Linked DNA regions of Homo sapiens: region 1 is linked to region 2. A link is a loop called in an ENCODE intact Hi-C map of the cell type or tissue named here. Cell type or tissue: PC-3. All regions are shown on one strand. Links, peaks and the distances in the headings refer to the core of each region. The heading gives the core; the rest is flanking DNA.

Region 1 (16,656 bases), core at 4,410-12,409, 61 kb before region 2:
GCCTCCTGAATAGCTGGGACTACAGGCGCCCGCCACCTCGCATTTTTTATTTTTTATTTTTTTATTTTTAGTAGAGACAGGGTTTCACCATGTTAGCCAGGATGGTCTCTATCTCCTGACCTCGTGATCTGCCCGCCTCGGCCTCCCAAAGGGCTGGGATTACAGGCGTGAGCCACCGCGCCCGGCCAATAGTCACATATATTCTTCTAAGTTTATTTGTTTGTTGTTTTTTGAGACAGGGTCTCACTCTGTTACCCAGGCAGAGTGCAGTGGCGCGATCTGGGCTCACTGCAAGCTCCGCCTCCCGGGTTCACGCCATTCTCCCGCCTCAGCCTCCCGAGTAGCTGGGACTACAGGCGCCCGCCACCACGCCCGGCTAATTTTTTGTATTTTTAGTACAGATGGGGTTTCACCGTGTTAGCCAGGATGGTCTCGATCTCCTGACCTTGTGATCCGCCCTCCTCGGTCTCCCAAAGTGCTGGGATTACAGGCGTGAGCCACCGCGCCCGGCCAAGTTTTCTAGAAAAATCTTAGTATACTTATATTAATATATTTTGTTTTTTATAATAAACCCAAGTTGATTATTTTGAATTCACACATGGTGGTGGTGGGGGGGGGGGGGGGGGCGGGTAATGGATTAATTGATTCAGACCAAATGTGACCCTCACCATAAAAGTGAAAGTTCAAAGCTCATAGTTCTGACAAAATTTCCTGAATCCTTGTCCTCCCAGATTCTGAAGTTTGGACTTGAGCTTTTGGGGCAGAGACTGAATTGGGCCTTATGCAACTCTTGCAATACCGATGACCTGCAAAGGACAGTATGGAAGAGATGAGCATTAGAGTTTGGATCCGGATGGGGCCAGAAATACCCTGAATTAAGAGTGGGAAGGGGGGGCCCATCAAAATCATTGATCTTAAAAATAAGTAAGGCCTGTGGGGTGAAATTTGAAATAAAGCAGAAAGATAAGCTTCTTTGATTATTATATAACTTAAAAAAGTGTTTATCAGCTTTGAATACCCCCAAGATGGTCACAGCATTAAGCCAGTTATGGGTCATTCGTACATAAGTGTGAAATTAGTCACTCAGCTTTAACAGCTGGATGAAAAATAGGGTAGAGCCTAGGATGAGGGAATACCAGGTCTGAGTAGGTCTTCCTCCCAGAAAGGTCTCTGAGCAGGAGAAGGCATCATAATGTCTGGGCATTGGGGAGTGAATAATTAGGGGGCACACAAGAAGGGATGAAAGACACCAAAAGCAAGCTTACTCGGTTTCTTAGTTTTGCTTAAGACAGTTTCAAATAGATGGCTCCCAGCTCCGCTGTCTACTTTCCTGTACTAAATTCTTGTTGGAAACTCAGGGTAATGATGAACTAATGAACACACTATTTTCTTGATTCACTATCCAGTCGGTGAGCCTGCACCCCCGGCTTGAACAATTCTCTATGCAGAAAAATCATGAACTATAGAATGCTCAATATATAGAGTATGGGGAAAAACTATCCATCTCCATGTTAAAAAGAACGTGATGGAACCAGGTGATTTAGGGTGTTCCATAGACCCAGTCTTAAACGACAATGAATTACATTGCAAGACAGTTATTCCCCTTTCACTTTTCTTTAAGTCTTTCTGGAAAGTCCTTTGTGTTAACATGTTAGCATTTTTTAATCTATATTTTTAACAGAATGCAGGTACAGACTCTAAAAGTTCTTGAAGTTTTAGCATCTAACTAGAATTTAATACAATTATCTTCCATTTATGGTAAATGATACTTTTTCAGTTGACATTCTGATATAAACTTTGTTTCATCTGCTTGTTCTGTGCTAGTCTAGGACACTGAGGCCTTGAGAGGTTAAGTTACTTGACTAAGAAAATTAATATCTTTAAAAACCTTTCCTTTAGCCTCTCTTGACCAGAAAGAACCAGAAACTATGGATCCCTGAAAAAGTATCAGATTTCAGTGGCTCACATGTTTATAGCAGCCTTACTCACAATGGCCTATATTATTCCTGCTTCTCATCCACTGCTTCCCCGTGGCTGCTGTAACGAAATGGCGTTTGTAAGTAGCTGAACAAACAGTCCAGAACTCATAGGACAAGTGTAAGTTTCCCACTGTTGGAAATACAAAAAAACATGAGAAAGTAGTGTGTTAGTTCGGGTCTTCAGAGAAGCAGAAGCTAAAACAGGATTAAACATGTTAAGATTTTTTACTGGGGTAAATGCTTGTGGGAGGGAAAAACGGGGAGTGCTAGCCAGAGAGAGCATCAGACTGTGATGCCAGTGTGACCTAGAGTGAAGGGGAGAGAGAGGGAAGGGTAGAAGGGCATATCTCAGACAGCCCTGTAGTCCCAGGAAGATCCAGCAGTGCTGCTGGGCAGTTCTGGAGGGCATCTGCTGTCAGGAGTCCACGGTACTCTGCTCGGTCATTGGTGGGATCATCCTCCCGGAGGCATGGCCTCTGCAGGGCTATCTGGAGCCCTGGGTCGGTTATGCTTCCTGCAGCTTGGGGCATCTATGAGGTCCTTTCTAGTGACCACCACAGAAAGATATGAGATAAACAAATACAGATTAATACCCACTATGTTTCAAAGCAGGGCCTATTGTGGTGGCATACCACTTTCAGATTATCAAAACGGCAACTAGCATTTTCCAAGGACTCTGGCAAGGCCCATAATGTGCATTACTCATTTAATCTTCTCATCAGCTCTGTGGGACAAGTTCTGTTTTTCTTTCCATTTCACAGATGAGGAAATCGAGGCTTAGAGAAGGTGAGTAGCTTGCTCAAGATCACCTCACCAGTAAGTGATGGAAGAGGTTTTCAAATCCCTTAATGTTGTTTCTCCTCCCCTGAAACAGGATTTGTGATCTGTTAAGTAAACCTGAATTCTGACTGCATCTCAGCTAACCTATTACCCTACTCACTTGTTTTGTTTTGTTTGTTTTTTTTTGAGGCGGAATCTCGCTCTTGTCACCCAGGCTGGAGTGCAATGGCGCCATCTTGGCTCAGTGCAACTTTTGCCTCCCAGGTTCAAGTGATTCTCCTGCCCCACCCTCTTGAATAGCTGGGATTACAGACGTGCGCCACCATGCCTGGCTAGATTTTGTATTTTTAGTAGAGAGGGGGGTTTCACCATGCTGGTCAGGCTGGTCTCAGACTCCTGACCTCAGGTAATTCACCCGTCTCGGCCTCCCAAAGTACTGGGATTATAGGCGTGAGCCACCGCGCCCGGCCTGTTTTGTACTGTTTATTGGTTTTTGACCATCTTCTAATCAGTTCTGCAATCTAGGGAAATGCCAGAGGTCCACAGTGGCCCCACAGACAGGTCACTAACACTCTGGAAAGGGGTGGTGTAAACCATGGGCTGAGCTTTATGCTCAATGAGGGAATTTGAGTACACTGCACTCAGCATATTTAATGTATGAATCTGTTAACCAAGGTTGTTATCCAGGCTCCGCTGTTTCAAATATTTAGAAAGATGACTGAGGGCCAGGTGCGGTGGCTCACACCTGTAATCCCAGCACTTTGGGAGGCCGAGGTGGGTGGATCACGAGGTCAGGAGATCGAGACCATCCTGGCTAACATGGTGAAACCCCGTCTCTACTAAAAAATACAAAAACAATTAGCCAAGCGTGATGGCGGGTGCCTGTAGTCCTAGCTACTTGGGAGGCTGAGGCAGGAGAATGGCGTGAACCCAGGAGGCGGAGCTTGCAGTGAGCTGAGATCGCCACACTGCACTCCCAGCCTGGGTGACAGAGCGAGTCAATTCTGAGCCAAAAGAACAAAGCTGGAGGCATCACACTACCTGACTTCAAACTATACTACAAGGCTACAGTAACCAAAACAGCATGGTACTGGTACCAAAACAGAGATATAGATCAATGGAACAGAACAGAGCCCTCAGAAATAACGCCGCATATCTACAACTATCTGATCTTTGACAAACCTGAGAAAAACAAGCAATGGGGAAAGGATTCCCTATTTAATAAATGGTGCTGGGAAAACTGGCTAGCCATATGTAGAAAGCTGAAACTGGATCTCTTCCTTACACCTTGTACAAAAATCAATTCAAGATGGATTAAAGACTTAAACGTTAGACCTAAAACCATAAAAACCCTAGAAGAAAACCTAGGCATTACCATTCAGGACACAGGCATGGGCAAGGACTTCATGTCTAAAACACCAAAAGCAATGGCAACAAAAGCCAAAATTGACAAATGGGATCTAATTAAACTAAAGAGCTTCTGCACAGCAAAAGAAACTACCATCAGAGTGAACAGGCAGCCTACAAAATGGGAGAACATTTTCGCAACCTACTCATCTGACAAAGGGCTAATATCCAGAATCTACAATGAACTCAAACAAATTTACAAGAAAAAAACAAACAACCCCATCAAAAAGTGGGCAAAGGACATGAACAGACACTTCTCAAAAGAAGACATGAATAAATGCTCACCATCACTGGCCATCAGAGAAATGCAAATCAAAACCACAATGAGATACCATTTCACACCAGTTAGAATGGCAATCATTACAAAGTCAGGAAACAACAGGTGCTGGAGAGGATGTGGAGAAATAGGAACATTTTTACACTGTTGGTGGGACTGTAAACTAGTTCAACCATTGTGGAAGTCAGTGTGGCGATTCCTCAGGGATCTAGAACTACAAATACCATTTGACCCAGCCATCCCATTACTGGGTATATACCCAAAGGACTATAAATCATGCTGCTATAAAGACACATGTACATGTATGTTTATTGCGGCATTATTCACAATAGCAAAGTCTTGGAACCAACCCAAATGTCCAACAATGATAGACTGGATTAAGAAAATGTGGCACATATACACCATGGAATACTATGCAGCCATAAAAAATGATGAGTTCATATCCTTTGTAGGGACATGGATGAAATTGGAAATCATCATTCTCAGTAAACTATCGCAAGAACAAAAAACCAAACACCGCATATTCTCACTCATAGGTGGGAATTGAACAATAAGAACACATAGACACAGGAAGGGGAACATCACACTCTGGGGACTGTTGTGGGGTGGGGGAAGTGGGGAGGGATAGCATTGGGAGATATATCTAATGCTAGATGACAAGTTAGTGGGTGCAGTGCACCAGCATGGCACATGTATACATATGTAACTAACCTGCACATTGTGCACATGTACCCTAAAACTTAAAGTATAATAATAATAAATAAATAAAAAGAAAAAGAAAAAAAGGAAAAGAAAAGGAAAGATGACTGAGAACCCAGATTTATTTTACTTTTGAATTCCCTTAGTGTCTGCAGACAATGCAGCTGACTGCATTGCCATCTCTATAATTGGCTGTGACAGTGACCATTTACTCGTTACCTGAGTATATTTGGCTTGTCTTGAAACAAGCGGATGTTCCTGACACTTTCAGGTCCTGTCATATTTGATTTGCTCATTGATACAGTAGTTTGAATTCTTAGGCATAGTCCAGTGGGAGTTCCTGAAAAGATGGAAATACTTCCAGCCTGTCTTCTTCCTCTCCCTCAAATCACTGACAGCCTTCATATGCCTATTGTGGAATATGCTGAGATTGCAGAATCACTTAGTGCCTTGATTTCAACTTCTGCAAAGTAAGGACAAAGATCTCTGTCCTTCTCAGTCCATAAAATGGCTAAGTTCGGCTGGGTGCGGTGGCTCACGCCTGTTATCCCAGCACTTTGGGAGGCCAAAGCAGGTGAATCACGAGGTCAGGAGTTCGAGACCAGCTTGGCCAACATGGTGAAACCCCATCTCTACTAAAAATACAAAAAATTCGCTGGGCATAGTGGCGGGCGCCTGTAATCCCAGCTACTCGGGAGGCTGAGGCAGGAGAATCGCTTGTACCCTGGAGACGGAGGTTGCAGTGAGCTGAGATCGCACCACTTACTCCAACCCAGGCAACAAAGTGAGACTCTGTCTCAAAAAAAAAAAAAAAAAAAAAGATGGCTAAGCTCAAAAGAGATATGAGTGGAGAAGTGCCAGGAAATGGTAAAAGCATTATTAAGATGGAAACTTCTGGGTTGGGATTATATTTTGACATATTAACCAGTGTTTTGATTTTCTCCTGATGGTTTACTTTTTCCCTATCTCCCTTGGGGAGCTGCTGTAGCACTTGAGGTGCTTATAATCTCTGAGGAAGATGTGAGCCTTCCTGGTTTTGAACTCCAAATTAACATTCAGGAGACACATTAAGAGTGAGGGCAAGGGTCTGAGGAAAGTGGGGCAGTAATGAGAAGATGACATGGAGGTGTGGGGAGTAGAGACATCACTGGTCTTGGAGTCAGGATCCTGGAGCTGGCTTCCTTGATCAGGTAGCAGAAATCCCAGGCAGGCTGAGTATCTGAGAAGTGCCCAGGACTTTGCTCTGCTTCCTGAGAAGAGCCCAGCGAGGAAGTGACTGCCTGGAGGGTCTCAGTAGTCAGGGCTTGGACAAGGTTCACAAAGGCTCCTCATCCCCAGGGAGGCGCAGGGCAGCCATTGACCAAATCCCCAGCGCTGAAGACTGATTCAGAGAATACCCAAGGGAGAGGTATCAAGGCTAGAGCCTTCTCTCCACTGGCTACTGCCACCAGGGCCTTAGCACAGGGAACCCCTGCTGAGGGGTCCTCAGTTGAATAGACTGGTTGACTGAATTTGAGATCAAATTTCTTCCCTGGAGGAATGAGAGCTTACATTAGAAGTTAAACTGAAACTGTTACAGGCCAGGGCAAGGTGGTTCACAGCTGTAATCCCAGCAATTTGGGAGGCTGAGGCCAGTGGATTGCTTGAGGCCAGGAGTTTGAGACGACCCTTGGCAACAGGGCAAAACCCCATCTCTACTAAAAATACAAAAATTATCTGGGTATGGTGGTGCACGCCTGTAGTTCTAGCTATTTGGGAAGCTGAGGCATGAGAATCACTTGAATCTGGGAGGCAGAGGTTGTAGTGAGCCGAGATGGTGCCACTGCACTCACTCTAGCCTGGCAACAGAATAAGACTCTACCTCAAAAAAACAAAACAAGAAAAAGCAGTTAAACTAATACAAAAAATATAAAGCTGCATGTCAGGCCTCTGAGCCTAAGCTAAGCCATCATATCCCCAGTGACCCGCACGTATACATCCAGATGGCTTGAAGCAACTGAAGATCCATAAAAAAAGTGAAAATAGCCTTAACTGATGACATTTCACCATTGTGATTTATTTCTGCCACAACCTAACTGATCAATGTACTTTGTAATCTCCCTCACCCTTAGGAAGGTTCTTTATAATCTCCCCCACCCATAAGAAGGTTCTTTGTAATTCTCCCCACCCTTGAGAATGTACTTTGTGAGATCCACTCCTGCCCCCAAAACATTGCTCCTAACTCCACCGCCTATCCCCAAACCTGTAAGAACTAATGATAATCCCACCACCCTTTGCTGACTCCTTTTTCAGACTCAGCCCACCTGTACCCAGGTGAAATAAACAGCCTTGTTGCTCACACAAAGCCTGTTTGTGGTCTCTTCACACAGACACATGAAACACTGCATTCCTTGCACATCTGAGTTTATACGCTGTTTGTATTTGCATTGCCCACTGGAGTTATTACTAATGCAATAAGACATGTTCCAGAAAAAGCTTTCACCTTTGTTTTTTGTTTGTTTTGAGACAGAGTTTTGCTCTTGTTGCCCAGTCTGGAGTGCAATGGTACGATCTTGGCTCGCTGCAACTTCTGCTTCCCAGGTTCAAGCGATTCTCCTGCCTCAGCCTCCCAAGTAGCTGGGATTACAGGTGCATACCACCACACCCAGCTAATTTTTGTATTTGTAGTAGAGATGGGGTTTCGCCATGTTGGCCAGGCTGGTCTTGAACTCCTGACCTCAGATTATCCACCCACCTGAGCCTCCTAAAGTGCTGGGATTACAGGCGTGAGCCACCATGCCTAGCCAAGCTTTCACCTTTGTATGGGAGCAAATGAGGAGAGTAATTCTGGACAATTTTGCAAAGAGATATGAACAAATCCTGACCAAGGAAAGGAAGTGAAAAGTGTGCTAAGCACAGGGTTTCAGCAGATAATCATGATGCAATGTGCACAAGGGACAGCCTCTTTGCTGCCTTGTCTCAGGGTCTTTGTAATGCAAACCCTCCATTGAGCCCACATTTTGACTTGCCCTTTGTACATGATTGATTAATTGCAGGCTTTAACTATATAAAACATATAGGCTTCTATAAAAAATATTATTGAATTTTAGAGTTTTGTTCCCTTATGGGGGTAAACCTAAGGAATCACAAACCCCAAATTCTCAAATGCCAAATACTTTAACTTCTCTAAGCTGTTTATCCATCGTTAAAGTTCTAACTAGTAAGGTGCTTAGATAGTGAAGGATAACACGTGTTAGCTTAAAACATATAGAAATGCCGGAAGAAAATAACTTCCCTTTCACTTAATATTTCCTAGGATGGAGGCTGGGAGTCTGAGGATATACTGTAGGCTGATCTCATATACAAATGAGGGCTTTTCTTTTTGCATTTCTTGTATTAAATAGATTATAGTTCATTGAGCATAGCTTTGCATAGCATAACCTACCTCTGTTTTTCAAATTCAATGTTTCTAATTTATTGATTTATTAGGAAAATATTTGTTAAGTACCTACTATGAGTCCAGCATTGTGCTGGACACTTAACAGTGAACCAAACTGACTGTAGAATAACAAAACACCTTGTCTCCCCAGGATCCTATCTTCTGAGAACCACCTCTTCTCTTTATTTTCCTGCTTCTGGTCTTACCTTTAAGTACAAGTCCCTATACTTACTGCAGGAATGGCTGTTTTACACCCTGACCCAGTTTTTACAACCATGACTATAGGACTCCTGTAGGGTCATGAAAGAAGAACTGGGCATTAGCCAACTTGGGATATCAACAATGCGATCATTGAATGGGTACTCACTGTGTACAAGGTACTGTGCTCGCTGCCAATGGTAAAACAATTCAGTTCATGGCATCTGCCTTACCCAGAACCTTTAAACTACTTCAAGGCACCATATTCGCATTAAGGTACAAGGCAGACTATGCTAAAGAAAAAACAAGTAGCCCAGATCTTAGGTGGTATCTGAGGTCACAGGAAGAAAAGAACATCTTGCATTTGTCTAGAAACCAAATGATAACAGCCATTTCTCTATCTTCCTAGAAGTTCCATTTCCTTCTCCACCTCATTGAATGATAGTTTCTCAGTCATTGAGTCATAATACGTTTCCAGCTTAAGATGAAAATGTAAAATTTCTCCCCACTCAGAATTTTCATTTTATGTTTTTTAGGGAGTTGATGTGTGAATTGCAGAGACAGGCTGATACCAGCAGGTGGAAGAATTCACCATTTGAACTCCACATCATAGGCTAGTGAATGGTTCAGCAGGATGTGACTGCAATTTTAATCACTGCTTCATTTCCCTTTCTTTGTTCCAGATATTTATGCACCAAAACCCTGTGAGAAAATGACCCATAATCTGAAGAAGATAAATAAAAATGGATTATTTTTATCACTCTAGACAGAGCATAAAGAGATGGCATTTTCTCCATTTTAAAATCTTAGATGTAAATACACTGAAATCCAAAGAAAAAAATTATTCTGATAAATTGGAGAAATTTAAAAATTATAAAAAAGTATGGGGTTTCAACATTCTTATGATAGATTTAAAGAACACTCAAAGTTTGATGTGCTGGTGGCTTGGGCCTCCCAGTGAACCACATGAGCTTACAGGATTAGGGTCGTGAAGTAGAGGGAGCGGTGCTGGGGTCCAGCACAGGGTTTCAGGCCTGTCTGGGCACACCTGTGAACTGGTAAGACAGGCCTGGGCGAACTCTATGTGCCTAGGGGAGGTGGAGCCATCTGGGAAAGATGTCAGATCACACCCCCTGCTGGGATTTAGATGTATGCGGACATGTCTAGCAAGCTGTGAGGGCTGAGAAGCTTCCTGGGTGAGAACTCACCCTAAGGGCAGGAGTCTGCTGATTCACTTCACCCAGGAAGAAGCCTTAGTTGTCAGAGGGGAGCAGTAAGTCTGACTATGGCATGGTAGCAGTTTCTGGATTCTGTTCCCTGGTCCAGCTACCTAGAAGCCTGTATACCCTGTGGATGTAGAGGGCTGTCAGCAAACCCTGAAAGAATTTTCTCACCAAGCTTTGTAGAAAATACTCAGACTCAGAAACAGCATCATACCATCTAACTGGAAGAAGTGAGTCATTCTCTTGTATCTTAGAGGAGGATCTGGATGAACTGTGATGACCAGTGGGGCAGGGCGTGGCCAGCAGGACTGGGAGCAGCACATGGAGACACCTCCTGGAGACTCCTAGAAATACAGGACATGATAGTTGGAGGTTTGGTGAGACAAATGGGAGTGAGAACTACTGGCATTTGTGTTGGAGTTAATGGAATGCCCTCTGATTCAAAGACTCAGGGGAACTGGAGAGGTATGCATCTCTCTTTCACACATATTCACCACATATGCACATCTCACATCTCATATATGTGTGTATATGTGTGTGTGTGTGTGTATATATATATATATATATATATATATATATATATATATATATGTCAAGTTATCAGAGTTTTCAAACATTTACTAAAAGAACTTTATTTTTTTTTCCCAAGGCAGAAGAATTTTTCTTAGTACAGAACAAAATAGAGTCTCCTCTGTCTACTTCTTTCTACACAGACACAGTAACAATCTGATTTATCTTTCTTTTCCCCACATTTCCCCCTTTTCTATTCGACAAAACCGCCATCGTCATCCTGGCCCGTTCTCAATGAGCTGTTGGGTACACCTCCCAGACGGGGTGGCAGCCGGGCAGAGGCGCCCCCCACCTCCCAGACGGGGCGTCGGCCAGGCGGAGTTGCCCCCCACCTCCCGGACGGGGCGGCTGCCGGGCGGAGACTCTCCTCACTTCCCAGATGGGGTGGCTGCCGGGCGGAGGGGCTCCTCACTTCTCAGACAGGGCGGCCGGGCAGAGACGCTCCTCACCTCCCAGACGGGGTGGCGGTCGGGCAGAGACACTCCTCAGTTCCCAGACGGGGTCGTGGCGGGGCAGAGGCGCTCCCCACATCCCAGACGATGGGTGGCGGGGCAGAGGCGCTCCCCACATCTCAGACGATGGGTGGCCGGGCAGAGACGCTCCTCACTTCCCAGACGGGGTGGCGGCCGGGCAGAGGCTGCAATCTCGGCACTTTGGGAGGCCAAGGCAGGCGGCTGGGAGGTGAAGGTTGTAGCGAGCCGAGATCACGCCACTGCACTCCAGCCTGGGCAACATTGAGCACTGAGTGAGCGAGACTCAGTCTGCAATCCCGGCACCTCGGGAGGCTGAGGCGGGCAGATCACTCGCGGTCAGGAGCTGGAGACCAGCCCGGCCAACACCGCGAAACCCCGTCTCCACCAAAAAATACAAAAACCAGTCAGGCGTGGCGGCGCGCGCCTGCAATCCCAGGCACTCGGCAGGCTGAGGCAGGAGAATCAGGCAGGGAGGTTGCAGTGAGCGGAGATGGCGGCAGTACAGTCCAGCCTCGGCTCGGCATCAGAGGGAGACTGTGGAGAGAGAGGGAGAGGGAGAGGGAGAGGGAGACCGTGGAGAGAGAGGGAGAGGGAGACCGTGGGGAGGGAGAGGGAGAGGGAGAGGGAGAGGGAGAGGAAGAGGCTAAAAGAACTTTAATAAATGATGTCTTTTTATGTGTAAGCTCTTTGTAAACCCTCTTTTTTGGAGAGGGTAATATTTTTCTATCAGTAAAACATACTTATTAAAATGTGTGGAAATCTTAAGTTTGCGTCGCAATGAATTTCTCCAAATGGATGATGACTCATGCTCCGTAGCCAGACTGAGCTACAGAACATTATGAGCAGCTCAGAAGCCCCTCCTGTGCCTGCTTCCTGTCACTGTCTCCTAAGGGTGATTGCTACCCTGATTTCCAATATGGCAGATTACTTTTGCCAGTTTTAAACTTTGTATAAATGGAATTATACAGTATGTCTCTATTTGTCTGACTTCATTTACTCAACATTGTAAGTTTCATTTATGTTCTTGCCAAATTTCTTACATTTTCATCATTATGTAGTATTCCATTATATTAATGTAGCACTTTTTTTTTGAGATGGAGTCTCGCTCTGTTGCCCAGGCTGGAATGCAGTGGCACGATTTTGGCTCACTGCAACCTCCGCCTCCAGGGTTCAAGCGGTTCTCCTGCCTCAGCCTCCTGAGTAGCTGGGACTACAGGTGTGCACGCCCAGCTAATTTTTTGTATTTTTGGTAGAGACGGGGTTTCACCGTGTTAGCCAAGATGGTCTCAATCTCCTTTCCTCGCAGTCTGCCCGCCTCGGCCTCCCAAAGCACAATTTTATATATCCATTTTGCTGCTGATGGACATTTGGGTTGCACCCAGTTTGGAGTTATCATGAACAAAGCTGCCATAAACCTATTTGTACGTGTTTTGTTTTGTTTCAAGACAGTCTCATTCTGTTGCCCAGGCTAGAGTGCAGTGGTGTGATCTCAGCTCATTGCAACCTCCACCTCCTGGGTTCAAGCCATTCTCATGCCTCAGACTCCTGAGTAACTGAGATTATAGGCATGCACCACCACATCCAGCTAATTTTTTGTATTTTTCGTGGCGATGGGGTTTTACCAAATTGCCCAGGCTGGTCTTGAACTCCTGGGCTCAAGCAATCCACCCACCTTGGCCTCCTGAAGTGTTGGGATCACAGGCATGAGCTACCATGCCTGGCCTGTATATGTTTTTTATTGCATGCATGTCCTCATTTCTGTTGGAAATATAACTGCTAGATCTGATATATAAGTTTTAATGCATTTTCTTCTGTATGTGAAAAATGTTGTTTGGGTACAGATGTACTGTTCTTTAGAAGTAAAGTATTTGAAGTAATGAAGAAAGTGAATTTGACTAGAAATCCAGAAAGAAAGAGGGATGACATTATTTAGAGTAGCTGGGTACTGATAATTTTATTTATGTATTTATGTTATTTATTAATGTCGAATCTTGATTAGTTATCATAAGTTATAATAAGTGGTAACAATATAAACCATTTCATTGCTCATGACAGATATAAAAACTTGCAGGATAGTTTTTTACTGCTATCTAGAATCTTTTTAGAATGCCTCATCCTGCAAACTAATTATTAATATTAACCCCAGGACAATAGGCTTGGAAAGTAATTTTTAATTAAAAAATTTTCTTCCTATCTGTGCAGATGGTTAAAAGCTGATTGTGGCACTCATAGTTTGTAGCCATTACCACTAGAAACCAGGAAAAATCAGTGAATCTTCTAATTTTTTATTTAATAAGTTGGCAAGTTTGTTGTAAGCATTGACCACCGTGTTTCATGAGCTTAAGCTATGAAGACTGTATGAAAAGGAGCAACACTAAGTCTGGGTCCTAAGAAACAAACGCTTTGTGATGTGGGCCTCACTCAGAATGTCTGTGGCTAAAAATATCCCTGGGGGGTCAAAGTTATCCAGTGGATCTTGGCTCAACCTTGCGGATTGGGCATCTAATCTGCAGGAGCATCGTTTAGCAGATTTGTTGGAAACTAATATTTGTTTTACTTATTTTCTAATAATAAAAATAGAATGTGTTTATTCTAGAAAATTTGGAAAGCATATACAAATAGAAATAAAAGTTATACGTAATAACATCATCCCTTCTTAATATTTTGGAGTATTTTTTTCAGTTTTTAAAGCACCCCTTTTTTTTTAAACAGCTCATTTGTTCAACACATATGTTTCTGAGAACTTCTTGTGTATAGATGGCAAAACTGAACAGAACCAGAAATCCTGCAGTCCTTTATAGGGTCTCCAAGACCATAACTTATACAACAGAATCCAGAACAACTCTAAGGTCAGTGGTGGTGATGGAGAAGCTGCAGAGGGGGATCTCTGGGTGACTGTAATGAAAAAGAGCTAACATAGCAGCCCTGAGACAGCAGACCTCAGAAAGGCCTACTTGCAAGGTTGACCCACGGCTAGCATCTGGGAACTTGGCTTTCAGGAGTCTTCCTACCATTCCGTAATTGATAAGGATGGTTTACTGTGCCTAGACTGTTTGTACAAACAATATGGTTTATGCTGAATACCACTGTCCTGCTGGAAGTCTGAAATTTTATATGTGCTAGGCAGAGGGTTTCTATGACCAGTCCCCAATAAAAACCGTAGGCTCTGTTAAGTGCATCCTGTGCCATTTTACTGGGAGGACCCTGGAAGCTTATGTCTGGTTTCCTTTGGGCTTTGCCCCATGTGCTGATTTTGCTTTGTAGCTGATTTTGCTTTGTATCTGATTTTGCTTTTGCTGGTTTTGCTTTGTGTCCTCTCGCTGCAAGAAACTGTAACTGTGAATACATTTACTTCTGAGTCCTTTGAATCCTTCTAGCAAATCACTAAACATGAGGGTGGTCTTGGGGGCCCTTGAAATGATGACCCACTAGGAAATTAAGTTACCAGATGAGTCATTACCTCTACTTTCACAAAGGCCCTTAGGATAAAGTTGGGCATATAACTCTTTGAGTAGGAGAAATATTAGAGGAAATGTGTTGTTTGGGCATTGGTTTATTCACAATCAACTCTGCCCATATTGGCTTACTCACCAATCCCCAAATCACTTAGTCTCAATCATACAAGCACTTTTCACTTAAGACTGACACTGGTTTAGGCTGGGCGCAGTGGCTCATGCCTGTAATCCCAGCACTTTGGGAGGCTAAGGCTGGCAGATCATGAGGTCAGGAGTTCGAGACCAGCCTGGCCAACATGGGGAAACCCCGTGTCTACTAAAAATACAAAAATTAGCCGGGCGTGGTGGTGCACACCTGTAGTTCCAACTACTCAGGAGGCTGAGGCGGAAGAATCGCTTGAACCCAGGAGGCGGAGGTTGCAGGTGAGCCGAGATCGCACCACTGTACTCCAGCCTGGGTGACAGAGCCAGATTCCATCTAAAAATAAATAAATTAATAAATAAAATTAAAAAAAGACTGACATTGGTCTATATAAATTAAAGAAGCCTTTTCAAAAACTTGGCAAGGAGGGAGGTAAGGGAAGAGAATAATCTCACAGAGCAGGAAATGCCTTAAAATTGGATATCAGACATCCTTGCACCCAAAGTCCATTAGACAAACACTGTCCAAGGGAATTCATTACTGGCTGTTTCTTTCCTTGGGTCTTACTCTGCTTCCATGTTTCTGCTGACCATTGTTTTGGAGCAGAATGGCTTTTACCATGTCCTCTTGTCTTGAGAACTCCAACTGCAATCTCTGAGCTTGGCAGGAGCAAAAAGGAGTACCTTAAAATGAAACCAACCAGGCCGGGTGCAGTGGCTCACGCCTGTAATCCAAGCACTTTGGGAGGCAGAGGCGAGTGGCTCGCTTGAGCCCAGGAGTTCAAGACCAGCCTGACCAACATGGTGAAACCCCGTCTCTACTAAAAATACAAAAAAATGAGCTGAGTGTGGTGGTGGGCACCTATAATCCCAGTTGCTCAGGAGGTTGAGGTACCAGAATCACTTGAACCTGGGAGGCAGAGGTTGCAATGAGCCAAGATTGCGCCACTGCACTCCAGCCTGGGCGACAGAGCGAGACTCTGTCTCAAAAAAAAAAGAAAAAGAAAGAAGAAAACAACCAGCCTCCATTGCCAGATGCTATCTGCACAAAGATGAATTACTGCACAGAAAAATTTAGTTCCACATTATCTCAGTCATCTCTGCTGAGCTGGGCTGGAGTTTTCCTTTTGCATAATCAGAGGTTCCATTAAAACATTTTAAAAACAAAAGCAGGCAGGGAGAAGAAAATAAGCAGTTTTTTTTCTGAAAACACCCTTCTGGTGTTCTCAATGCAGCAATGGCTGGAACTTAAAAATTCCCATCCTTCTAGCCATTTTACTCTCAACTCCCCTCTTTTGTTCTGCTACACCGAGAAGCATAATTTTTGTCCTCAAGAATGTGAGCAAAATGCCCTGAACATGGCTGACCTTTGAAGATCTTGCATTTCAGCCCTCAGATGCAGCAGGCACGGTGTATCCACTTCCTCCAGCCATGGTGTCACGGAGAGGGACAGTCTTCACTGGATATGAAAAGAGAAGGCAGGGTGCCCTCTTGGCTGCAACAGATATTCTCATAGCTGCCTGGGTATTATTTTGTGCAGGTCTACATTTCTGAGCTGGCTGCTGATACTGGAGTGACCCAAGCTCCCTTTTCTCTCCTTCCCAGGTGACCATGCTTCTCTGTCCCAGAGGGTGCAGCCTGTTTATTTCAACAAATTCCCTTTGCACACAGTTCTGTTTTGCAGTCCAGTCTCCTTTATGCTGACATTGATCTAAATGCTTTTTAGGCACTAGTAGGGACATAAGTGACTTTATTTTAAATGCTAATCTGCTGACTAACCCCAAGTCTGGGAATGCCTCCAAAATGTCTAGGTGATGTATTACTGTTTATGTAGGAACAGTTATTCATTGTAAGTTTCCCTCAAAACAACCCTTGATAATGTTGTAGAAATCATAGGCTGTGATGCTTATAGCCACCTACATATTCCTTCCAGAGTATAGATACTTTTTCCTCAAGATACACATCCTGGGTCTGGGCGATTGCAGTGCAGAGATTTACCTGTCTTGTAGCCAGCTGCCTAAGACCAAGCTTCTGTT
Region 2 (16,656 bases), core at 3,798-11,797:
GAGGCTAATTGGGTTAGCTCATTTTTTCCTCTTTCACCAAAAGCCTTTCTATTGCTCTTTTGTGACATATTTTTTCCTTTAAGCTACTTGTGACATACCCTTCAGTGATTTTTATCTCATTGAAAGAATTGGGAATAGAGAGAGGCTGATCCAGGGGGATTTATCTGGGGCTCTATATTTTATTAAGGATGGGTTTATTTTACAGGCTACCACACTGGTATTAAAAATATTTTTTTAAACAGCAAGAAAGAATTTCTGCAACAAAAATGTAGATTTGTTAATATTAAGAGATGAATTCACTTATTCCCTGAAGAAGTGGCTCAGTGTGGCACCAGCTTTACAGCACAAACTAGAAGTTGTAGGAGTTGGTTCTCTAGCCATGCTCCCTGACTTTGAATCCTGGCCTTGCCACTCACTAGCTGTGGGAGCTCAGGCAAGTAACCCAGTCTTCCTGTGCCCCAGTTTCTTCAACTGTCTACTAGGGTTATGAGAATAAAATGAGTTATACGTAGAACACTTTGGAGAATGTCTGGTTTGGTTAGCACTCAATAAATGCTAAACATTTTTCTTACTGTAACAAAGCATACTTATTTCCAATCTATACACTATTTCAAAAATTTTTGAAGCCATCTTCCCAAAGCAACACATATTAAACCAAAAAAAAAAAAAAAAAGGACAAAATAAGAGAGAGCAAAAATCCATTAAAAGGCTGAGAGATGTACACATACCAAGTACAGGAACGCATTTAACTGCATCATGTGGACCCTAAGTAGACAGCCCTAAGACTTACCGCCTTATATAATCTCTCTTTGATAAAAGCATACAGGTAGATTTTTCTTAAGAAACAAACCTTTTAAAGCACTGAATGCTAAGAGTCATTTACTATATGGATGCTTAAATCAGGAGTTGCAAAGAGCAAATCAATTTCAATCTAAAAAATCAGCAAATGACAAAACTATAGAGATGGAGAAAAGATTAGGGGTTTCCAGAGATTAGAGTTGGTGGAGGGGAGGGCTATGACTTTAAAGGGGTGGCAGGAGGGAGATCTTCATTCTGTATCCCGATGCAGTGGTGATTATAGGAATCTGTACATAGGATAAGATGGCATGGAACTATACACACACACACTGTTAAGTGTCAACTTCCTGGTTTTGATATTATGTTATAGCTACAAGATGTAACCATCAAAGCAAGCTGGGTAAAAGATGAACAAAACTTCTTACTATTTTTGTAACTTCTTGTGTATTTCAAAAGAAACAGTTAAAAAGAAATATTTTTCAAATGGGTATTACACTGCCATAAAAATGTTGTTGCATGGTTGGCTTGAGTTGTTATTTTTCTTTGAAAGAGTTGTTTTCCTTAAAATATTTTCAGCCCCCACCCAGAATCTCAAAGAGACCTTGCCATATCCCTTAATCACATAATCAAATTTTAAAGTTTATATCAAATTTCCATTTTCCTTCCAGGCTTGCATTTTTCTGCCAGTATTGGCAGGCCAACTGTGATCCTCTCAAATTCCCACTGATCCATGCTCAACCATTTGCTTACTATCTCTATCCATGTGGAAGCAATCATTTCAATTCTGGACTCCCCTGATTTATATCAATATTTCTGGATTCCTTTCTGTACCAAGATTTTATTTATGTATTGTGATGATCTCTTTCTCTCTCTGCTTTCCTCTTTTTGTGTCAGCTGTTCTCTGGTGCTGAGCACTTGAAATCTCTAAGACTCTCAAAGAGGCAAGCATTGAGTTGATCTGAATTTATCCAGCTTGCTGAAAGGTAGGTCACACATTTATAAGGATACATTTTCATTACATAAGTTAGAAGCCACTCCATATTCTTGTTACATTAGCCAAAGGGGTACTGATCCTGCTTCAAGCACCAGCATCCACTCAGGATGTTGCTCTCTGACTTGGGGGATGCAAGGACATACCTTTCACTTGCACGAAATCCAGCTGGTGGATGGATTGCAGCAGAGGGCTGTTGTCCAGACTCAAGTCAAAGTCCGTGGTCATCCTTGGAGTGAGTGTGCCTTTACCCCACTGATCCTCAGTCAGGTGCACTCTTCTTATGAGGGCGTCAGAAATCTAATCAGATAAAGAGGACCACAGCCTAAGAAATACACCACCACACTTGAAACACAACACTGCCCCTTGGCTCTCCAGGAGCATTACTCCCAAACTGCCTTGAGGACTCATACTCTGACTGCCTCAGTGCTGTTGGTGAGGAACACCCCATTAGGACTAGGGTGACTCACAATTCATCAAGCAAATCTGAACACTTTTGTGAGTTGGGGGGCACTATAAATAATTAGCAGGTGTTAACTGATTTATTAGACAAATCTGAATATATGATCATGCTATTTATGACAGATTTACTAAATGCCAACAACTTTAAAGGATGGTATGTTGGAAACTAGTTAATTTCTATTAGAATCAATAGCTCAACCCTTCTAATTTAAAGTGTGGGTATCCTATAAAGACTTGGAAATGAGTTTCATAAAATAGTTTAGTGAGGGTGCACATGGAATTTCTCACATTTTAAGCACATCATCTTCATGTGATTATCACTGTATTCTTTGGTAGAAAGCTCTTTCATTTCTTATATTCAATCGCTTTCTGTCACTCTTAGCCAGTTTAGTAGAGTGTGACTTGGAAGAGATCTACATGTTCCTTAACAAAAGGTTCCTTATCATTGGGATCAAAGCTTAAGTAAAATCCAGCTTACACCATAGCATCTCACTAAAACAATTAACACTGAAGAATGAGAAATCTCTGCATTTGAGAAATCACTGACTTTCTGGCCAGCAGAAGGTGTCAAGAAGGTAGACATCTTACAAACTTAGACACTTAGACATCTGACAAAACTGCCCAAGAGATATTAATGAATAAGGACCGAATTCTTGGGCAAGGCAATAACTCCACTTTGAAAGAACTTACAGAGAATTATGTTTTCATGATTAAACAAAAGAAGAAAAAGAAGCGAAAAAAAAAAGAAAAAGAAAAAGAAAAAAGCCCATGGACCTCTCAGACTTGTAGTACATGGTGCCAGAGACTTCCGGGAAGTCAGTGGAGTTTATTTAGCCGGCACTTACTTCCATGTACACTGCAGTGTGAGGTAGGTTCTGTTATTGAGGGACACAGGCCCACCCAGGGCTGTTGGAAGTCTGACTTAAGCATCCTAGACTATGTCCTATGGGACATTTAGAATCTGACGCAGAAACTAGTTAACTCTTACCTGCAAAAAACCACTAGGATCATTTTCCTTAATCACCTCCAAGCAGTACTCCATGAGACCTGTGGTCTGGCGCAATTTCACTGTGCAGTGAGAGATCTGATCTCGAACCACCTAGGATTAAAAAAAAAACAACAGAACAGTCCAAGATGGCAGAGGGTAGAAGAGAAGCAAACTGGACCATTGGAAAGCTTCTTCAAACCAGAATCCATTCCATTCTGGAATGGAACTAAATTTATGAGAATATTTTCTGGCAGTGTCTGCTGGGGATAAGGGCTCTGGAAGACAGATGGGATAAGATTATCAAAGGAAATTGGTAACAGGACCCATCAGAAGGGAAGGCAGGTAGATCTTGGAACCCTAGATCTGGTGACCTTGGTGCATCAACGAACACCTTCCAAAGGTCACTTTGCCCTGCACTTTTCTGTGAAGCTGACTCTGCTGAGCGATGTTTGCTGGGGGGTCTGTGGAGGAGCTATAGTTCCCCAAGATGCTGCTGCAGCTGTGCTTGGTGACACTGTCCACCTTCAGTGCCCTCTACTTTACTTGTAAAGAGCAGACATCACCATCTGAACCCAGTTCCTTTCCCTTCCTGCCCCTCCCCACAGCCCCACGGTCAATTGTTCTGCATCTTTTTCCTTGCGTGGATGGTGGGGGACCTGGAAGGCCAAGGTGGAGCTTGGGAGAGGTAATGAGCTAATGAAAAGCTGAAGAAAGAAGACGGATGCAGAATTAAGTTTTAAGAATAACCCACTGAAACCACTGCCTCATTTGGAGAGCAGTTGTAAAGGCTGCTCATTTGCCAAGCTGTGAGTCTGCTTTAACCTAAATAGGCATCTCTCTGAGCAAGCGGTTTCTGCTTCTAAGAAGCTGTCTGTGCTTGGTGATGAATGCATGACATTCCTTGAACAGTTTTTTTCTTCAGAGGCATTTGTCATTTGTGTCCTCTGCTCAGTAACCCAAATCTTGAATGCCTATATATTTTTTTATTTCCAAAGATGGGGTCCTCCCATGTTGCCCAAGCTGGTCTTGAATTCCTGGGCTGAAGTAATCCTCCTATCTCAGTCTCCAAGTAGCTGGGACTACACTGCAGCTATCTTTGAATGGTTTTTGAAGCGTAAAATTGAAGAAGGGTTTTCCAGGAACCATAACTACTCACATCCCCAATATTTATACTACTTTGCAAAAGCCTAAAATACATCTAGTGTTTTGGATTTTATGGATAATAGCCAAAAGAGAATCTAATAATAATTATTTTAAAATGTTCCTTGTTCCTTCTTTTCATTTTTGGTTATAAATTTATTTTCCATTAAATATTATTTCATCCACTTTCCAAAACAATCAGGAAATAGATGAGAAAAAGCAAATACTCTTATCATTCTAGTGTAAATTTTTAAAGTACTTTGACATTTCTTTTTAGTTTTTCTCTGGAATCAGACTTATTTATCGTTGCAGTCATTGTATATGACAATTTTACCTTCCCTTTCCCCCAACTTAATACTGTATCACAGGCAGTTTTCATGTTGCCACAACCAATGGTTACAAAAATATCCCATTGAGTGGGTAATCTTAATTTGCTTAATCATTCCTGTTCTCTTATTATTGGGCATTAAATTTCTATCTAATATTTTGACAACTCATTCATTCATTATTTCTGATTTTTTTGTTCTTAATGTGTTATTGTGGCAAAATATACACAGCATGACATTTTCCACTGTAACCATTTTCAAGTGTGTAATTCCGTGGCATTAAGTACTTTCACACTATTGTGCAACTATCACCACCATCCATCTCCAGAACTTTTTCATCTTCCCAAATTGAAACTCTAAACCCATTAAACAACATCCCCATTTCCCCTTCCTCCCAGCCCCTGGCAACCGCCATTCTACTTCCTTTCTCTATGAATTTCACTATGCTAAGAACCTCTTACATAAGTGCAATCATATAATATTTGTCCTTTTGTGACTGGCTTATTTCACTTAGCATAATGTCTTTGAGATTCAACCATGTTGTAGCATGTGTCAACATTTTCATCTTAAGAACAAATAATACTCTGATGTATGTATATCGCATTTTGTTTATCCATTCACCCATTGATGAATACTTTTGGCTACTGTGAATAAAGTGATTATAAACACGAGTGTACAAATATCTTTGTAAGTCTCCGCTTTCACTTCTTTGGGGTATTATACCCAGAAGTGGAGTTGCTGGATCATGTGGCAATGCTATGTTTAATTTTTTGAGGGATCACCATACTGTTTTCCATGGCAGCTGTACCATTTTACATTCCCACAGCAATGCACAAGGGTTCCAATTTCTCCACATCCTCGCCCACACTTATTATTTTCTGATTTTTAAAAATATAGCCATCGTAAATGTATAAAGTGGTATCTCATTGTGGTTTCAATTTGCATTTCCCTAATGACTGGTGATGCTGAGCATCTTTTCATACGTTTATCGGCTGTTTGTGTACCCTCGCTGCTAATCAGGTCTTTGCCCATTTTTAAAATTGGGTGTTTTTGTTGTTGAGTTGTAGGAGTTCTTTATATATTCTGGATATCAGTCTCTTATCAGATATATGATTTTCAAATATTTCATACTGTTGGGTGGGTTGCCTTTTCACTCCTTGTGTCCTTTGAGACACAACTATTTCCAACTTACCTATATTTTCTTTTGTTTCCTTTGCTTTTGGTGTCATATCTGAGAAATCATTGCCAATTCCAGTGTCCCAAAGGGTTCCCCCTGTGTTCTCTCCCAGGAGTTTATAGTTTTAGGTTTTGTATTTAGTTCTTTGATCTGTTATGAGGTCATTTTTGGATATGGAGTTAGGTAAGTGTCTAACTTCATTTTTTTTTTTTTTTTGCATGTGGATATCCAATTTTCCCCACACCACTTATTAAAAACACTGCCTTTTTCCCATTGGATAGTCTTAGCACCTTGTGAAAAATCATTTGAGCAAGTATGTAAGAGTTTATTTCTGGATTCTATTCTATTACAGTGGTCTATATATCTGTCTTTATGCCAGTATCCACTATTTTGATTATTGTCGCTTTATAATAAGGTTTGAAGTTAGGAAATGTAAGAACTTCAAATTTGTCCTTCTTTTTCAAGATTGTTTATTTACATCGCCCAATTTTCTGATAGATGATTTGTTACTGCTTTTTAACTTTTAATAATAATTAAAAAGGAAAATAAAATGTAGGATTTAAAATCTCTTTATTGTCACTGGTGAAAGGAACCAACTCTGATGGAAAGATTATTTTTGTGAGTTTTGGGGGGATCAAATTTAAAATTCACTGGTTGATTTATTTTCTTCTGACATCCAGTATGCCTGACAACCACCACCACCATATGTTGGTCTGGGCTCAATGAATACAAATTATTTTATTTTTTATTCATAAAATAACAGGAAGGTTAGGCTTCCATTTCTTGGGGAGGAAAACCCCACAAGTAAAACATTTAAAAATTAAAGAGAGGTGACCTACAGCTAATATGCTATTCCCCTCTGCTGTATGAGGCTGAACTAACTTGTTTCCAGGATGACATTTTTATATTTTGGTAGCCAGTGTATTGGTGCTGCCAGGTAGCAGACACCTCCACAGTCATCATTTCATCATCCAAATGACATCTGCCCTTGACTACAGGTACTGGAAGTCCGAATAATAAGGACAGATCAAATCTGAGCACTATAACCCAGAGTCAGTCTGCTTTTGAGATAAAATAGACTGAATTGTTGTGTTTCCTTTCCAGAGGATTCAGTTCAATGATGCATTCATGTACTGAAATAAATACATTACTCAGTCCTCATAAAATTCCACATTTGCTTCTATAAATTTCCTTATCAAGCATGGTTTATTGGGTGCTGAAGGAGCTATCTGAGTGCTGGGGCTCTCTGCTGACTCTTAAGAAGCTTAATTGTTGCACTGCCAAAGAGCCGGGGAGTTTCAGCAGGGGTTTGCAATTGGCTCCTGCATTCTATGACTCAAGCTCCTTGGAAGGACTCAATATTCTTGAGTTCCTGGCTCTCAATCCCTCACTCTCGCTACAGTTGATTTTGGTCCACCTTTTTTACATTTTAATCAACCATTCACAATGATCACAATAGCTTGTGATAAAATCACTGCGAAAAATTAAACTATGGGGTTCCCAAAGAAGCATTTTGGGTGCCCTGTAATTAACTTAGAGTTTCTGAATTAATTTAGCAAGATTTCCCACATTATAGAAATCAGGCAGATTACCTTAAATCAGATCTTTTAAGAGTATAAATACTTTCTCTCTAGTTGTCTTTATCAACTCTCTTACTTGCTATCTTCTTCAACTTGCGTTACTCATACCACATTTTGTGATCATTTATTTCTACATTGAGTTTTTCATAGAAAATGATTCCTGGAAGCCAGGCCACCTCACTGTTGTCTTTGAATGACACATTTCCGTGCTTTGGCTCTGATGTGCCAGAGAACCCCTTGGCATCACGTATGCAGTGGGCTGGATTCAAGAGGTCCTTTTCTCAGGGACAGGGCAAGTTGCAGGAAGGACACAAACAGGGCCTAGGAGAACAGTCTTCCTGCTTTCATCTGCACTAAAGCCTAAACCAGCTCCCACAGGACAGTGAATTAATCTGCAGTCCACAGTTTCAGAGAAGGCTTTTAAAATTTTATCAGCGGAGCCACCATCTGTTCTGGATGGCAAGTGTCTATTGATCATTTGAACAGTTTTATTTTGTTAAGTGGCAAATTTATAAAGGTCATTTCTTGGGTCAGGATATGACACTGATATCTACTGGTTAAAGGAGAGTCTGAAGGACTGTTGTGTCTCTTTGAATTCTCAGACATTGTCAGTAGCACAGAGCAACTCAGGAGAGAGTACACAATACACAGGTAAAATTTTGTCCTGCCTGTTCACAATTACATTCCCATCACTAACAGACCAATCTCCTTCCTCCAGGCAGTTCATGTGACACAACCAGAAGCAAGACCTGAGGTTAATTAGGAGAATTTCATGCTTAACCCAACCATGACCTTGACACCTTCCCCCACCTCCATTTACCTCTCCATTTTACATGTGGTTCTTTTAAAATTTTTCTTTATCTTTTTTAAATAAATGCTTTTTTCTTTCTTTACTTTTCTTTTTTTTTTTTTTTTTTTTTTTTTTTTAGATAGGGTCTCCCTCTGTCACCCAGGCTGAGTGTGGTGGCACACTCACAGTTTACCACAGCCTCAACCTCCTGGGCTCAAGTGATCTTCCCATCTCAGCCTCCCTGGTAGCTGGGACTACAGGCACATGCTACCCCACCTGGCTAATGTGTATATTTTTGGTAGAGATGGGGTTTCACCATGTCATCCAGGCTGCTCTTGGTGTCAAGTGATCCTCCAGCCTTGGCCCCCCAAAGCATTGGGATTACAGGCGTGAGCCACCACACCTGGCCAGTGCTTTTTCCTATAGTACTCTCTCTCATCATAGGTTTTGATGGGATATCACTAATGAACTGCAGCCTAAGTAAACACTAACATTCTTTCTCTACTATTTCAAAAAGTTCTTTCTTAAATATAAGCTATGCCTTCCCATTATAGTTTAAAACAATTTCCCCCAAGCATAAGGTAATCCTTTAATCCTTTTTGTTTAAGGTCCGGTACAGTTGTCTCCTCAGTATCTGTGGGGGATTGATTCCACGATTCCCTGAGGATGCCAAAATCCACAGATGCTCAAGTCCCTGATATAAAATGGCATGGTACTGGCATATTACCTATGCACATCCTCTTATATACTTTAAATCATCTCTAGATTATTTGTAATACCTAATACAATGTAAATAGGTATTATATTGTATTGTTTAGGCAAGGGCAGGGGTCCTCAACCCCCGGGCCGTGGACTGGCACTGGTCCGTGGCCTGTTAGAAACCGGGCTGCACAGCAGGAGGTGAGCGGCGGCCACCTCCTTTCAGATCAGCAGCGGCATTAGATTCTCACAGGAGCAGGAACCCTACTGTGAACTGCGCATGCAAGGGATCTAGGTTGCCCGCTCCTTATGAGAATCTAATGCCTGATGATCTGAGGTGGAACAGTTTCATCCCAGAACCATTCCCCCCCACCCCCTACCCCCCTGCAGCTCTCTCTCTCTAATAATAATATTAATAATAACATATCATTAATAACACAATAACATTATGTTATTATTAGCATATTAATTATATTAATACTAATAACATAATTTAATTATTACTAATAACATAACATTAATGATACTATGCCATTTTATATCAGGGATTTGAGCATCTGTGGATTTTGGTATCTGCAGGGAATCGTGGAATCAATCCCCCACAGACACTGAGGAGACAGTTGTACTCCATGGAAAACAACTGTCTTCCATGAAACTGCTCCCTGGTGCCAAAGAGGCTGGGGACCAGTGGTTTAAGGAATAGTAAGAAAAAAGTCTGTACATGTTCAGGAGAGACTTTTGTTTCCGAATATTTTCAATCCATTGTTGGTTGAATTCATGGATGCAAAACCCATGGATATGGAGGGCTGACTGTACTTTTAAGATGCAAGTTTGAAGTGTTTGTTCTCCATGCGTCCTTTTGATCAGGAGGGAGTTTCTATGTGTCCCATTGTGTCCTAAAGCATGATGACCAACTGATGCTTTGAATTAACTGTGTGAATTAAAGGGGAAGTGCTTTGGCTGTTAGATCTTTCTGACAAAATAAAGAATTCTCTTGTTTTTTCCAAGAGTAGAACATTATCTACCATTTCATTGTCACGTTCACTAAAACTTACAGCATTTAACTTAAAAAAGAGCATTTTAAATTTCTCACATGCCACCACTCTCCCTCATAGTTTAAGGCAAATATTTTCCCCGTTCTCTTGATACCACCTTCTATACTAATGTTATTAATTTACCCACACTGGCAAACTAATCACTTCAAAGGCAAGTCTGAGGCTTTGCGGTTTTAATCGAGAAAAGGATCATTTAGGCCTTTAAATAAAACACACACCTGTTTTTAGGAAGTCTTGAGATTTTTAACAGTAAAGCTGTGAAATTTCTATTCTAGAAGTGTGAATATCACCAATGCCTTACCAATAAACATGGAGTGGAATATGCAAAGCATGCTCTTAATGTATAGAATACTGTATCCTCGTACAGAGAAGTTAATAAAAGAAGAAATTCAAGACATTGGGAGAGAGAAGCATATTGGGCAGTCCCAACCACACAGGAGAACATTTACCACTGAAGGTGGGTTGCAATAAGAGTGAAGCAGTATGATGTTTTGTAGCATGTGAAGTGTAGCAAGGTATAGTGGATTACTCCATCTCCTCAAAGTATGAGTTAGGTGCCTTCTGGAGGTAAGAGGTGTCACCCATATCTGGGTTGAAGCAAAGAGTACTAAGGAAGCTCTGAGACTGACTTTGATTGGCATTGCCAAAGTGAGTGGGGGGGCTGTTCAGGGGTGTGATTTCTAACTTAGAGGAACTCCAGCTGTGTATGGGGCTTCCTCGTGATTCCATGGGTAGCCTGGGCACCCTATCCCATACAGTCTCTCTTGTGATTTTTGCTCCTATGTGGTGGGAAGCAGAAGACTGCAAAATATGCCAAATGAAACTCTGAAAGGAATTCATCATTCATGATGGGCTTGTAATCAATCATAATTGTGGTTAAATAATTAGAATTGGCTTCTACAGACTTCTGCTGAGGGCAGTTGAAAGCTTCAAGTTGTTCCAGTGTGCCTAATTTTTCCAAATGTCTTCATTGTAATGGAATAACTGAGTTCTTTGTCATTAATTTTACAGGGATTGAGGTGGTTCTTGGCTTGAATTAGTTGCTTTTTTTTTCTAGTAATGACTGTAGCCAGTCAAATAGTATCTAATTATTTTTAATTTTTTTGTGAGCTGGGATGGCCTGCCTGCCTGCCTGCCTTCCTTCCTTCCTTCCCTCCTCCCTCCCTTTTTTCTTTCCTTCTTTCCTTCCTTCTTTCTATCCTTCCTCCCTCCCCCCTTTCTTTCTTTCTTTCCTCTCTCTCATCTGAATCAAAGGATTATTTGCCTGTCATAAAACGATGGCAAAATAGCTGCAGTAAGCAGTTCATATGCCAATAATATCCGTAACGTAAATTTGTGTTCTTAATACGTGATATAATTAATTTTTGGCAAACATAATGGGATCATAACAGGCAATACATGGTAAATAATAACAAAGATAATGGTGAAAAGAATGATAATTATTCTAACAAAACTCATAGATTACACTAGGCCTCAAAATCAAGCATTCTACAGATAGCTACAATGGGCACACGGAGGCCCTCAGTAAATATTAATATGAAGACTGCGCAACATGGTAAGCTTTCTCATCAGCCCTCAGCATCCTCGCTGAGTAATTTTGTTGGTATGTTAAATTTACCAACCACACATGGAAACTGAAAGCTAGAATTTTTCCCCAGAATCATTTGGAATAACTGTAACATTTTTTTTCTTTCAGATTATCTTAGAGTTCAAAGGTAATCAAGAAAATACATATCGCCTCTTACTATTCAATGTGTGAATTCATTCTAAAATATTAGAGAGAACACATTTAAGACAATTTCAGGGTTATGTCAAATTGTGAATGTTACATAAACAACAAATAATTTTCAGATATGTCTTTGGGCTTATCAAGAGAAAGTGGCATATGTAAAGTTTCTGAAGAAAGCATAGATTTCATTAATGGCACAATTTAGTTTAAGTGTTGTCATAAATTCCCTGTGAGGAGCACAGATAGGAAATGTAGGCTTTCTTCAGCTAAAGCAGACCTGGGAAGGATGTTAACACAATGGACAGACCAAGACAAGAAACCTGGAGGTCCAGTGTGCTCTGCTCACTGTTGGAATACTGCCCAAGTAGTTCCAAATATGAGTTAGTAATATTTTTATTGGAAGCTCAAAAACACTTCTTCCCTCAGTAGCTTTCTGACATTCGCATTAGTTCACCACATTCTGAAAATAGATATTTGGCTCCCAGCATCTTATCAAACCACAGAGTAGTATTAACTATAATTTACATTTCAAACAGTTTCCCTCAAACATGTCCACATCTGCATATGTCTCCAAAGCTTTTTTGCTTTTTTTTAGCTCATCAAACTTTGTGAACTATTTTATACAATGATCAATTATGAACTCATGCCACTAAAGAATCTCCCAGGTTCATGGATAATAACACCAGTGTATGAGCTAATTCTAGGCTATGAATTATGGTATCATAGAAAACAAGCCCCTGGAAACTCTTCTTCAGGGTGTTGAATGAAACCATATTTCCAGTCATTCTCTCTCAATCACAACAATAACAGTTAATATACATTAAAGATTGTGCTAAGTGCTTTGCAATGCCCTATGAGGTACCACTTCCAGCCTTATTTTACACACAGATGAAATAAACTTTTGAGCCACAGACTTGCTCAAGATGAGAAACCTAGTAAGTGAGAAAGTGTGTCCTCTCACCCCAGCCTCTATGACACAGAACCTGGGCTCTTTACCACTCAGTTCCATCTTGCCTCAGAACCAGAACTATTAAATCTGTTCAAGCAATCAGTGCTTTCAGAGAGGGACATGAGTAGATTATAAAGACTGCGTAAGTACACACTCACTTTCCAGCATTCCTAGTTTTTTGGATTGCTCAAGGAGAGAGAGTTGCCCGAAAAATACACACACAACTCCTCTCTTTGTCAGCAAAAAGCAGGCCCTCAGAGAACTCAGCCAAAGGGAAGCGGAAGAACATAAGATTACCCCTGCAGGACAGTGAGTGATGGGTTAGCCAACAAAGATAGAAAGAAGTACTGTGCTTGGCAAGTGATGTCTATAAAAGGCCAGTCTTTTCTCACAAATCTGAGTAGCAACAAGAGTGACAAGAAAGGGAAAAGGCAGGGGGAGAGGAGAGCGAGCGAGCCGTGGAGGCCTGTATCAGTGGTCATGACAGTGTGAGTGGCACTGGTGGCTGTTTTTGGAAGCAATGACAGATATAATCAGCTGAAAACAGCAGAAAAACAAATCATTCGAGATAGAAGACAGAACAGCTTTGCTGCTATGGGGGACAGCCAGCCACCTGTCTCTGGTTTCTGCAGTCCTTTGAGGTCTGGGCAGGAAACTCCAGCCTGGGCAGGGTGGAATGAGGGCAGGCAGCTGCCTCTGCTCAGTGGCCCCCAAATGCATCCGCATTCCCTGCTGGGGCAGCCTAGCCAGTACAGATGGACCATCAGAGGAGGGAAGAGGACATAGTCACGCGATGTGGCATCCCAGCGATGCGTGAAAGCCATTCCTGGGCAATGACATCTGCAGCCACAGCACAGTCCTTAACTGATTTTCACACAGTCCTGTTCTGCAGAGGCAACACTAAGCAGGAGGGCAACGGGGCTTCTCATGCCTTCTGCCATTCTTTGATAGGGATAAATGATGCATTCTCAATCATCAAAAAATTCCTCCTCCAGATTGCTGCCTTTATGTCTCTCCCATATAGAAAGGCTGGAGTTGCCCTACCATCACCATGTGACTGTCGCAAACTGTTCACCATGTTCTGTTAAAAAGTGCCAGGAAGTGTTCGCAATGTTTCAAAAGAGATATTTCCATTAAGAAGAAAGTTAAAATGTTATGGCTAGGTACTTAAATAGTTGTTCCACTATTTAGCGGGGAAAACTGTTCAGTTTCATTTCCCAAAGACATTTGTGGTTTTATTTTATACAGTTCTATGTGATTCGAATGATATTTTGAGGACTGCTATAACAATAAAAGTTTTGGGTTTCTGAAGGGTGCTCAGATTGAAGGGCTATAGTGACAGTTTTTTAGCAATGTTAGGCCAGGTGCTGGATACAGAAAACATCCCTTGGTCCTCAGGCCTAACCAGATGGAACAAGACCACAGTGCACATGTGCTAATCACCCACTTCTTCCCTGACAGCTTTGCCGATTCCTGCAGGTAGGAATGTAAATGGTCATTAACACACACTTCCTACAATTTGGACTGCTCAGGTGCCAGCTCTTGAGGTACTCTGTGACCGTTTTAACTGCAAGTAATTTTGCCCTGTCAAACTTCTATGACATTGGGCACCTCTCTCCTGGAAGCCCACTCTGTACCTATGTTGGAGTCAGCTGTGGGTATAGCTTATCTCTTCCATTGAACTGTAAACTCCATAAGGGCAGAAGTCCTTCTGAACCACCTTCATGTCCCTGCCTCCTCCTGCTCCCCTGCCAGCACTATGAGCGTAAGACCAGACCTCATTTCTCCCTTCATCCTAATGCCATATCAACACTGCACACCACATACCCACCACCCACCAGTAGCCACTCTGAAGCCTGCTGGCCACATGTGTGGGCCTCAGCTGATTGTCTACTGCTGGACCCCTTCTGGTTTGCTCTTCCCATGCATTCATCCTTCCTCTCACATCTTGTTGCCCTGCACCAATGGGGTGATAGATGGAATATCAGATGTCTCCTGGAGGACCAGTCCTGCCAATAGGGTCCCATTCTAATAGCCAGTTGATTCCACCATGTCATGACAAAATTCTTTACAGCTTCCAACTGTAAAGTTCACTTGAGAAGTTAAGACAAATCATGCTCATTTTCTAGAAAGTACAGATTCTATTTTTCAATTCAAAAACACATTTTTTTGCCTGTGTATGGCCACCCTATCCAAAATTTCCACCCCTATCCCCAGTACTCACCATCCTCTTTTCCTACTTTTAGAATTTTTCTTAGCACTTTTTACTAATATACTCCATATTTTACTTACTTATTGCTATGGTTTGAATATCTCTTCCAAAACCCATGTTGAAATGTAATTGCCATTATAAAAGTATTAAGAGGTGGAGCCTTTAAGGAGTGATTAGGACATGAGGCCCCTGCCTTCATGAATGGACGAATGCTATTATCTTGGGAGTGGGTTAATTATCATGGGAGTGGGCTCCCAATAAAAGGTTGAAGTTTGGCTCTTATCCTCTCATTTCCCATGCTCGCCTGTCCTTCTGCCTTCTGCCATGGGATGATGCAGCATGAAGGCCCCACCAGAAGCCAACACCATGCTTTTGGACTTCCCAGTCTTCAGAACCATGAGCTAAATATAATTCTATTATTTATAATCACCCAGTCTGTGGGATTCCGCTATATCAACATAAAATGGAGGAAGACACTTATCTTGTTTATTATTTGTCCCTCTTGATAGAATATAAGTCCCATGAAGGCAAGAATTTTGATTTCTTTATTATTCCTATGTCCATTGCAGTTCCTGGCTGAGAAAAGTCACCCAACAAACATTATTTGGGTAAATGAAGGAGCAGGTAGTGAATGAAGGGAGGTGTCTGTTCCTTTCTGGCCAGACCACTGGCTACCCAAGGCTGTGGGCATCCTCTCCTCCTGTCCATGGGAAGGAATTCTCCCAGCCTGTCCATCATGCCCCTCGGGAGCCTGGCTTGTTGGCTTTCTGCTCTTCCCATGATGCAGCACTCACCTTCAGCTTGTGCTCATGCTCCTTGTTGACGCGGGCCAGCAGCTGGGCTTTTCTTCTGTTGAGGGCATCGATGAGGGCATCACATTGGGCCACCAGACAGGCTTCAAACTCCACACTGTTCTCCTGTGTAACAGAGCACATTTCTCAACTGCAAGCTGCTGGGTGCCTCAGGCTGCCAGAGAAAACAGAGCTCCCCCATCCTGCTGAAGGGAATGAAAAGGAACTCTGTCCACAATGCACATTTGGTAATTTTAAAAAAATAACTGGATAAACTTTATTCTACAGTGGTCATGTTTTGCTTTAAATTTAGATTAAAAGGGATAAATATTTATCACTTAAATTTATCAAAAGGAAATCATCTCCACAATTTGAATTCTATTAAGCAAAACAAAGCTTTAGTTCATAGAGTTGTTTATGAATGTTTTTGAGGGCCACATATGTTCAGCTATGTATGGTGGAAGCTGGCATTCAAAAAGGCAATGAGGAGGGAGTGGGGCATTGCTGAGGCACGAGAAATCATTAAATTCAAAGGAATAAAGAAGAAAAAGGATGGCACTGGTCTTCAATATTAACAATAATCCAATGAGAACAGAAGTTTATAAGAATAATGGGTAAAAGTACTTGCCCCTTTCATTAAGGAAAGCAAATAGTAGGCAGAAAAAAACAATCAATGTGTGTAACAGGGATCACCCTGCCATAAAAATCAGATATGACCCAACACCTTGCAGGGGAAAGGCAACTTCATACTAAGTGAATTATAGCTTCCCTGTGATGTTTAAATTAAATGCTGGATATAACCTTTTTATTTGATTTAAATCTGTACATGCCATAGACATTTATTTTAAGCAATTCTTTCAATGAGTTATATGCAGTTATTAAGGATAAGCTTTTCAATGAGTAATATATGCAATTTTGCATATATATGCATAATCTGAAAAAAAGTAATTTACAGTAAACGAAAGCTAA

Evidence for each region. A loop is a pair of places that touch in the nucleus more often than their neighbours do. Peaks named below come from ENCODE experiments on the same cell type or tissue, not always from the same donor. Only the 100,000 strongest peaks of a DNase experiment are listed, where the experiment ranks them.
Region 1: it touches region 2 in a loop (3-fold over the local background); 6 of 110 quality-filtered maps call a loop at or near these places.

The regions. Positions count from the first base shown.
Region 1 is chr14:50,945,659-50,962,314 of GRCh38, forward strand. LOC400212 (a long non-coding RNA gene) reads right to left here. Exons shown (of 4, transcript NR_170195.1): 1 at 15,988-16,656; 2 at 10,196-11,558; 3 at 1,990-2,109; 4 at 632-806. Among named protein-coding and RNA genes, the nearest start is that of PYGL, 9.5 kb to the left of the region's middle. RefSeq lists a silencer at 16,253-16,547. In PC-3, for the core only: CTCF peaks have their summits at 9,319 (motif pointing right), 9,519 and 10,276; DNase peaks (open chromatin) are centred at 9,373, 9,943 and 10,263; H3K4me3 peaks cover 798 bases; H3K27ac peaks cover 1,658 bases.
Region 2 is chr14:51,007,145-51,023,800 of GRCh38, forward strand. TRIM9 (tripartite motif containing 9) reads right to left here. Exons shown (of 13, transcript NM_001387360.1): 3 at 15,691-15,813; 4 at 3,240-3,350; 5 at 1,936-2,089. Among named protein-coding and RNA genes, the nearest start is that of PYGL, 71 kb to the left of the region's middle. In PC-3, for the core only: no CTCF peak of the experiment used is centred there; DNase peaks (open chromatin) are centred at 7,167 and 7,677; H3K4me3 peaks cover 420 bases; H3K27ac peaks cover 1,872 bases.